Linked DNA regions of Mus musculus: region 1 is linked to region 2. A link is a loop called in an ENCODE intact Hi-C map of the cell type or tissue named here. Cell type or tissue: gastrocnemius. All regions are shown on one strand.

The links. Hi-C counts contacts between places; a loop is a spot of excess contacts. Peaks named below come from ENCODE experiments on the same cell type or tissue, not always from the same donor. Only the 100,000 strongest peaks of a DNase experiment are listed, where the experiment ranks them.
Region 1: it touches region 2 in a loop (13-fold over the local background); 16 of 42 quality-filtered maps call a loop at or near these places.

The regions. Positions count from the first base shown.
Region 1 is chr8:36,829,594-36,834,593 of GRCm38, forward strand. The region is part of intron 4 of Dlc1 (deleted in liver cancer 1); the gene reads right to left. Among named protein-coding and RNA genes, the nearest start is that of Dlc1, 120 kb to the right of the region's middle. In gastrocnemius, a CTCF peak has its summit at 2,468 (motif pointing right); a DNase peak (open chromatin) is centred at 2,362; H3K4me3 peaks cover 822 bases; H3K27ac peaks cover 2,783 bases.
Region 2 is chr8:36,530,828-36,535,827 of GRCm38, forward strand. No RefSeq gene overlaps it. Among named protein-coding and RNA genes, the nearest start is that of Trmt9b, 75 kb to the left of the region's middle. In gastrocnemius, a CTCF peak has its summit at 1,883 (motif pointing right); a DNase peak (open chromatin) is centred at 1,888; H3K4me3 peaks cover 1,538 bases; H3K27ac peaks cover 1,831 bases.

The sequences.
Region 1 (5,000 bases), 300 kb after region 2:
GCAGCACTATAATAAAATAGAATTAAATAGAGAAAGTGTGAAGAAAAGACAAAGTATGTGGACATATAAAGTGTCACTTTCTGCATGAGCAGGTATATATAGAAACCTGAGAGCTGTATGTTTTTATGTTGAAGTTAGCCCTGTGCAATTTGACTCTGGAAATGCACGGTCGGTGGTTTTGTAGCTTTTTGTGGGCTTTGTATCAGAGTAGAGGACTCAACCTTCTGACAGAGCTTGGCAAAGGTCAGGCTGAGTGAGTCCATTCGAAATTTCTCAAATCTTCTATCAAAACTGGAAGTGCTCTCCTCCTCACCACCCCAATCATCGTCACACACGATGAGCATTAAATAGTCATTTATGCACTCTGTGCCGGGTCCCCTCGTCCAACTCAAAGAAAGCAAAGTGCCTGCAGCATTTTATGGAGTAAATAATTCATCAGAGGATTGGATAACAAAGGGAGGAAAACAGGAGGAAAACTTAGCGGACATCAGCAGCAAAGTATCTTGGAGGGAATAATGATATTCTGCTTGTCAGTGTCTGAAAAACGTTTAAACTACTGCTTTTATTCCTGCCCCAAGACAAAGCACTTAAAGACGGAGGCTTGTCTACAGTCTTGTCATCTTCCAACGGAAAAAGAGTGAGCTCTGCCTTTTACTGTGCATTACAGACCATTTTGCATTAGGCTGAACATTCCTCAACACGCTGGTGATCATTCACTTGTTTTCTTCAATCATAGGGAAAGAGTGGGATACTGCAGGTGAACGGGGCCAAATTCCTAGGATTTGCCACAGACAAGCGTCTTCCTTCCTGTATTTGTTTAAGCCTGTACTTCCTGGAGTACTGGCTCAGCAATGTGTGGAAGCAGGGCTGATGTCTGGAATCAGGGACAGGGTGAAGGCACACCCCTTCCTCGAATCCAGTGCTTCTCAGCCATCCCGGTGCTGTGACCTTTAATACCGTTCCTTATGTTGTGGTGACACTCAACCAAAAAAAAATCATCGTTGTTGCTACTTTATAATAGTAATATTGCTACGGTTATGAATTATAATGTAAATATCTGTGTTTTCAGATGGTCTTGGGTGACCCCCATGAAAGGCTCAGCAACCTTTGATGGGTTGAGAAACACTGCTCTAATCTCTGCCCAGGACTCTTTTCATCAGCTAGTCTTTGAATACTGAGAAAGAAATGGTTAGTGTAGAACACGTGAGATCAGAGTTAGCAATGGTAAGTAATTGAGAATGCAGACACATATGTGGAGCTAGGCAAGAGCTGTTTAATGGATTCACAACTATCAATGTGAGGATGGGGACACCCATTTATTCCATTTTTGATCTTCCTTTAAGATTATGCCACACGGCATCCTTTCGAAGCATTGGATAAGTAACATCCTGCTTGCATCTGTGTAAGTCATGCATGATGAAGCAGGCTCTTTCCAGTCAAGAGTCGATCCTAAAATAGTAAAAGGATCAATCTGGTGAAGGGAACTCTCATTGTGCAAAGCCTTTTCACCTGTTCAATCTTGATGACTGGCCACTTAGCAAGAAGTGTATGTATTAGCAGAATATACATGTTATGGAATAAAGAAGAAAAAAACCCACTGGAAACCATCGGGGGCAAAAGTAGCCGAGGAGCTACACAGAGGTTTCCCACATCTGCACCATGACTTGCTAGTTTTTGGTGTCTTTGAACTAAAGTATTTTTGCTGGGGTAAGTTAGGACAGAAGGATACATCACAGAGTTCCATGACTTGACCAAAAACATCTACTAATTTGCACCTACAGTTTCAAGTCTGGGACAGCATTTTGTTTCTATTTGATATTTTTGTGCCTTTGTGCAGAAACCTGGAGCATTATAAGATGTCTATTGTGCCCCATAAATGAATGACTTGGAATCACACATGAGGGAGGGAGCAATGAATAATCACAAGTCTACATAGCAAATCCAGCCACTGAAAGATGTACACTGTTTACAAAAAGTCTTCCAAAAATGTATAATATGAACAGTTATATGGGCAGATGAAATTTGCCAGACACAAAATATCTATCCACTTCATTGAAAGGAGGACATTTATGTGGTAAGCAGTTTTGTGAAGCACTGAGTCTTCTGAGAGGCCCAACTTTAAAAACAAAGTATGTAAAAATAATAACAAGCGAATATTACATGAGTTCATTATATTTTTCTATGAAATCAGAAGCCCATGAAACAAAAATCACATATTCCTGGAGGTCTTGTCTGTCTGTCCCTTGGTTCGCATTTTTTGTGTAACCCGCACTGTGTGTCATGACGTGTCATGGAATGTTCTCTGTGAAGTTTGTGTCTTACAGTTCTGAGGACTTGCTTCAGTCTGCCCAGGCTTGGCACATCAGAGTGGCAAACTCAACTGGGTCACTCCTAAAGACAAATTCTTAGTAGTTTGGAGAAAGCAAATTTGCCTGACACTGTGACCTTCTGCTATGCATGAAGTGATATAATTTGACCAGAAGATGGCAGCATTTGGAAAGGAAAAAAAATAAACAGGCAACCCATGGGAAGGGATTAAATGTATTAGAATTTCCACAAAAACAGGAATGAAGGGCAGCAACATTATTGTGAACTGTAAGACGCTTAGTTGTACAAAACACAATTTTAACAAGAAGTCAAGAAGGTTCGTTGGTAGGAAGTAGATGCACATACATCTTACAAATATCATTTTCCTGGTTTCGGGACATTTAAGAGCTATGTATTATTCTTAAAGCTATTCTAAGAGCAGCCATCTGATTTTTTGCATTTGTTTTATTTACAACAATACTGAATGTCTCTCACCATCCTGAGAGGGTAACAGAACACTCTTTTATGTGCCTGGGTTTTATAACTTTAATTTAATGTAAAAAAATGCACGGGGTAGCCGATAGGGCTAGTCTTTGCAATACTTCTTCCAAGCATACAGTGGATGGAATTACCCATAGTTCACTGTAAGTTTGTTTCCTCTGTGAAATGCAGAAACAAACTAGGAAAATAATGAAAAAAAATCACAGGCACTGAGGGGAGCAGTAATGAAAAACTGAAATAGTTTTAAGTTGTATGCTTCATGGTTTTAAATACACGCAGTCAAGATTTTCTGACTTCAAGACAATACTTGTTTCATTTATGATCTGTCTGTCTGTCTGTCTGTCTGTCTATTCATTCATTCACTTTACATCCCAATCACAGCAATTACCTTCTGCCAGCCCCCTCCTCACAAGCCCCTCCTCGTATCCCCCCTGCCTTTCACCTCTGCAAAGCAGGGAGGTCCCTCTAATGGAACCCACCTACTCTGTCACCTCAAGTCACCATAGGGCTAAATATATCTCAAAACAATATTTTAATGACAAATACTAGTAAGTATTCTGTAAGAGAATATTATAGTCAATATTCTATTATTTCAACAAGTTTTAGAGAAATGTCCTTTGCTCTAGAGTTTGAACGTACACAGTATCCATGAGGCTGCTGCCAGTGCTGCTGCTGCTAAGACTCTGTCATCTTTACCCATCTGAGCCAGCCTGACCTAATTCTCTCGCCTGCTGCTGACTTGGCCATTAGAGAGTCAGTAAGATACTTAGCATCTGGAGAGCTCCCTGCCACTTCCAGATCTGCACCCAAACTGAACCTGCCGTGAGATACCTTCCTCATCTCTGTGCATGAGATCGCCTGACCAGGATGAAAGGGACTTCACGAGCTCTCCTTAGAGCTGACAGAAATCAGACCCAACAACAGACAGGCAAGCTGGGTGTGCTAATGCACACCTCCAAGGCCAGCTTTTGGGAAGGCGAAACAGGAGACTTTACAAGTTGAAGACCAGCCTGGGGTACATTCTGGGCTGCGGTGCAAGGCTTGCTTAGCATGTGTAAGGCCTTGGGTTTGATCCCTAGTATTGCCCTTCTGTCAGTCTAGGCAAACTGATGAACAATCGGAGTTATTATTCCTGGAGCAATACTATGATCTATTTTAAACCAGCCGTCATACGTTTGTTTTATTGTATCCACATTTGGTATGTGTAACAGGGTCATGTGTAAGTCATTGCACAAACGGCGTTGAAATATTTTGACAGGTCACCTGATAAGTATGTGTTTGGACACTATTTTTAAAGAAACTTCTTTCATATTTTCTCCCTTTTCTGCAATTATAAATCACCATACATCTTTGGGATGTCTGCATTTATTTCTACTTCTGGTTATATACAGTTTTAGGAAGGCCAAAAAGACAGCACCATAACCTTGAGGTTTTAATACCCCTCCCAAGTGTCCATTGATGATAGCATTCCGGGTGCTCATATCACGCTTCAGGATAGATCTGTGTAAAATTAAAATTGTGTCCAAACCTGAAGATGAAAGGTTTAATATGGAAGTGAATTGTAGAGTGGATTAAATCATAGAATTTGAAAACATAGGTAGAGGGAATGAACCCCCCTCAAGGATATAATAGGATCCAAGAATCAGCAATAGGGTCTAGCCGAGGGGTAGAGTACTTGACTACCAGGCAGGTGGGCTTATGTTCAGTCTCTAGTGTAAACAGAACAGTTTGTGACAGAGGAAATTCAATTTTTAGTGTCACTGAATAAAACCTGGTAGTACATAGCTGCATCTGTTTGTTTATTTGGTTGTGTGTGTGTGTGTGTGTGTGTGTGTGTGTGTAGGTGTGTGTGTGCTGGAAATGTAGTTCAGTGATGGGAAGTTCAAGGTAGGGTTCATTTCTCAGTATAGGAAAGAAAAAGAGTAGTTCAGAGGATCTGGGAAAGAATGGCTTTGAAGATAGAGTGAAAATATCAAATCAAAACAAATCTTGCCCTAACAGAACGGAGTTTGTAGGGTACCAGTCCACAGTTCAAGGCTGACGGGAGGAATTTAAGAGGGAAATGATAGACAAGGAAAGCCCAGTGAATGGTGAGTGCCCCTTGCAGTGGAAGGAACACAGGGCCATTTTTGGTCTGAGCCATAGGTGGTAAATGAGCCAAAGGAAGGAAATCTATTGATCCCAGTTGGAGT
Region 2 (5,000 bases):
CTGATTAATCCAACACCATTAGCCTATGCCAACTTTGTTTTCTGTTATCTTCTTTTCCAAATTGTAAACACGAAGGGGAGAGTAAATTATCATAGTATTCATCTCATGGAGTTTTATGAGCCTAAAGGTTTTAAAATATTAAATAAAAAGTTAAATATGAGCCGGGCGTGGTGGCGCACGCCTTTAATCCCAGCACTCTGGAGGCAGAGGCAGGTGGATTTCTGAGTTCGAGGCCAGCCTGGTCTACAAAGTGAGTGCCAGGACAGCCAGGGCTACACAGAGAAACCCTGTCTCGAAAAAACCAAAAAAAAAAAAAAGTTAAATATGGCCAAATTATAAAGCCCTATCAAAAACATCCCAATGCCCAGTAAGCGACAACAACCCTGTGTGTTTACACCAGGACACAGTGACCTCTTGGAAAACGGAAAGTCACACATAGCTGAAAAGTGTACTGTTGGTATCATAAATCATACTGGGGCTGGCAGAAGGTTTTATAAAGATTGAGAAGGTTTCTTGGAAATATTTACACCTAAGAAACAGAAAAAGCAAACAGAAAAATTGAGGCTGATCAGAAAGTAAACAACCACCATGTTCTTACACAGGAGCGTAATTACCAACAGCATCCTATACTAAGAACACAAAAATCACCCTGAAAAATTAGAAACAGAACAGAACCCCGGTGGAGCGACAGGAACAGCAATCTACCCACAAAGCTTTTGACCCAAGGATAAGTCCTGTCTACAAGAAATGCAGGGGCTGGGGATGGAGCAGAGGCTGAGGGAATGGCCAACCGACAACCAGCCCAGCTTGAGACCCACCCCATAGATAAGCACCAATCCGAGCTAGAGAAATGGCTCAGCGGTTAAGAACACACTGACTACTGCTCTTCCAAAGGTTCTAGGTTCAAATCCCAGCAACCACATGATGGCTCACAACCATCTGTAATGAGATCTGATGCCCTCTTCTGGAGTGTCAGCTCCAGTGTACTAAGATAAGCACCAATCCCTGACACTATTAATGATACTCTGTTATGCTTGTAGACAGGATTCTAATATAAGTGTCCTCTGAGAGGCTCCACCCACCAACTGACTCACGCAGATGCAGACACCAGCAATGGATGGAACTTGGGGACTCTCATGGAAGAATAGGAAGAAGGATTGCAAGCCCCTAAGGGGATGGAAACTTCACAGGAAGACCAACAGAGTCAACTAACCTGGACCCTTAGGCCTCTCAGAGACTGAACTACCAACCAAAGGACATACACGGGCTGGACCTAGGCCTCCCTGCACATATATAGCAGATGTACAGCTGTGGGTCTTTATGTGGGTCCCGAACAACTGGAGTGGGGACTATCCCAAAGCTGTTGCAAGTACCTGGGATACGTTCTCCTAGCCAGACTGCCTTGTCTGGCCCCAGTGGAAGTGAAGCGCCTAGTCTCGAAGAGACTTGAAGTGCCAGAGTAGGGGAATATCTAGGCAGGCCCCCACCAGCTCAGAGAAGATTGGGGGGTGGGGGGCGGAGGGTTGGGAGGGGGTGTGACCAAGAGGAGGGCAGTGAGCGGGATGTAAAGTGACTAAGTAAAAAGTAAATTTTAAAAAACATGAAGAAAAAGAAAGAAAGAAAGAAAAATTAGAATCCAAATATGACTCTGATCTAAAACACAACACTGAGAAATCTTTGCTTTTCGTGGAGAATCCGGAGATTCTGTAGGTCACAAAACATCGTTGGGGTTTGTAATAAATAAATAAATCTCGACACTCCTAGAGATTAGGAGAGCTAAGTTCAAGGCTTCCCCAGATGTTGGCCTGTTTCAGCCAGCAAAATTTCAAATACCTGTTAATCAGGAAAGCTTTAGCTTTCCATTGAGTCGCTAGATGGCGCTAAACCCGCTTGCGGAGAACCCCCAGGAAGCCGTCAGGGTGGGACAATCAAAGGCTGTCAAACAAGTTTCCTATTTGGTTCTATTTTAAATGTTCCTACTCGGATAAAGACACAGATGAATTAAAAATGCCACGGGTGCACACTTAAACCTAATTGAATGTAATAAGAACAGAACAGAGCTGGATAAGTGACAGGCAGCCCAGCGACTCTGGTCAACCTTTGTCAGGACGAAACCCAATCTCCAAACTCTAGAAGCTCCAGGGACAAAACAGGAAGCAAACACATTGTGGCCTTTCTTGGCAGATAAAGCCCTGACATTTGTAATATTTGTGTAGCGACAATGGGGCCTGGGTAATAAAGGCTCGCGGAGGAGACGGTCTCCAAGCACGGAAATGCAAGAGGATAATAGAGAATTAACTAAAGGGAATACAAAGGCTAAGAACACATGGACTCGCACGGTGTCAGATCATACGGGAGGGAACCGAGGATTTCAGAACAGCAAACCCAGGGGAGCAGAAAGTGAACCTTTGAGCAGAAGCCAGAGAATCTGAGCCGGGAGGAGACTCAGACAGAAACAGACCTGAGCCTGAAGATGAACTACCTTGCCCAAATCCACTCGGGTAATTAGTGGCAGCCACGTGAGGAACCCTCGCTGCGGCTAACTGGTGTCTTTTTTTTTTTTTTTTCCATTAGGCGCGCGTGTCTAGCTGAAAACCTTTCGCAGAGACTCATGAAATGCATGCAGAAGCCGCCCCTTGCCTCCTCTCTCCTCTGCACACACGTGTCCGTGTGCACACACATCCACCATCATAACAATACAGGAAATTGAAGGAAGCCGTTGGAAACCTCGGCGGTGCCTGGTCACTGCTGCCCCAGATAACATATCAAAGGGCAGCCTGGAACCGAGCCCTGCCGCGGGCCTTCACAGAGGAAGCCTGACTCCAGCTGTTGGCCCCTATTTAACACATCTGCCCCATATTCACAAAGAATGCCAGGATACAACCACAAAGGAGTAAAAAGGCTAACCAGTGATCTTTTCCTAAGGAAGAGGACCGAATCCAAGAAGTTTAAAGGGAGGCCTGTTGACCGTGCAGGAAATTTGGTAACTGTGACATCACTGTCTTAGCCAGCCCAGGGAAACAGCCTTTTATGGCAGTCGTTTGAATTAACTCCGCTCAGAGCCCCATTCAATATCGACTGCTCTTAATATTTTGAATTATCATCTAATACATTTTGAAGGGACCTCTCCTAGTAGCTACCCCTACATAATAAGCCTTGGGATAGGACAAGGTGGTGTGGCCTGTTTTGAGTTTCTTACATGAAAATGGAGTGGGTTAGCTATTGCCTCACAGAATATCTCCTTTTCAGTGAGGAAATTAAGAGTCTGTGGTTTATGGCATAGGGGACCCATAAACTAGCTGTTCTCAGCCTGTGGGTCACATATTATATATCCTGTATATCAGATATCTATATTAACATTCATAGCAATAGCAAAATTATGGTTATGGAGTAGCAATAAAAATAATTTTAAGGTTGGGGTCACCACAACATGAGGGACTGTATTAAAAGGGTCACAGCATTAGGAAAGCAAAGGATCATTTCTGTAAGTAAGCCTTAAGCTATTCCCACCCCAATCCCCCCACCCCCACTCCCCTATCCCCCATTTAATGTTCACTTTGTCTCAATGGCAGGGGCTTGGTCTCAAGAGAAGAAGAAAAAAAGAACCTGGTGCCTCATTTGCATTCAGGTCTTTTGAGACACACATACATTACCATCTCAGAACCCACTGTATTCTTAAAAGGTGAAAATTACAAACCAGGCCTAGAGACCCAGCCAGCCCTTGAGGGGACGAGACAGGAGGCTCGAGAGTTCAAGTTGTCTTCTGCTACGTGGAAAGTTCAAAGTCAGCTAGGTCACTTGAGACCTTGTTTCTTTAAACAAAGACAACAAAAATATCTAGACATTTCACAGACATTTCTAAGGTAGATTATTAATAAAGCAGTCCATTGCCTTTTATGGGGAAAGATACATTCCATTCCAAGACCCTAAAGAGTGCTTAAAACTTCAGATAAGGCCGGGCGTGGTGGCGCGCGCCTTTAATCCCAGCACTCGGGAGGCAGAGGCAGGCGGATTTCTGAGTTCGAGGCCAGCCTGGTCTACAAAGTGAGGTCCAGGACAGCCAGGGCTATACAGAGAAACCCTGTCTCGAAAAACCAAAAAAAAAAAAAAAACTTCAGATAATACAATTTTGTGCATTTTTAAATTTTTATTTATTTGTTTATTTATTTTAGTTTTGCAAAACAGAATTTGTTTAACCTGGCTATCTGAAACTTACTCTATAGACCAGACTGGCTTTGAACTCAGAGATCTGCCGGCCTTTGGAGTACTGGGATGGATAAAGGTGTGCGCCACCACAGCCCGACCCTTTTGTTTTTCCTAAGCATACACTTTTGAACTGAAATTAAAGGCTAAAAGTGAGTTTCTTATTTCAGATGTATCAGAGAGAGAGAGAAAAAAAAAACCTACCAAAGTATTGTATTCATAATAAAGTATTGGATCCTAGCCATGAATGACTTAATAACTTTTGGAAAACATTGGTCAAGCTACATATGCTTTTTAAATTAAAATATATTTTACTAAATGTCCCATTAGCTTTTCCTGGGGAGATGTGAACAAATGTCTATTCACCACAGAAAAGGTACCAATGACCAAAAAAACAATTCCATCCAGGTCTAGTGAGGTAAACCAATGGGCTTAATAGAGATGACTTATAAAAATATAGATGAGGGGACCCTCCAGGAGTGGTTCTCAACCTGTGCTTACAACCCCTTTGGGATCACATATTGGCTATGTATATAACAGTTTGTAATAGCAGCAGGATGACAGTTATGAAGTAGCATTGGAAATGTTATGTTTGGGGTCACCACAACACGAGGCACTGTATTAAAGGGCCACAGCGTTGGGAAGGTTGAGAACCACTGTCCTGCAGCATAGATGATACCCGCCAGAGAGAGTTTTTTTCTCCCCATTACTGTTAATTGTCTAGACACCCTCCAGGAGCCATGACTCTCCTATGTCTTGTGCCATCTCCTGTGGGCTTTTGAGCTACCAGTTTTCTC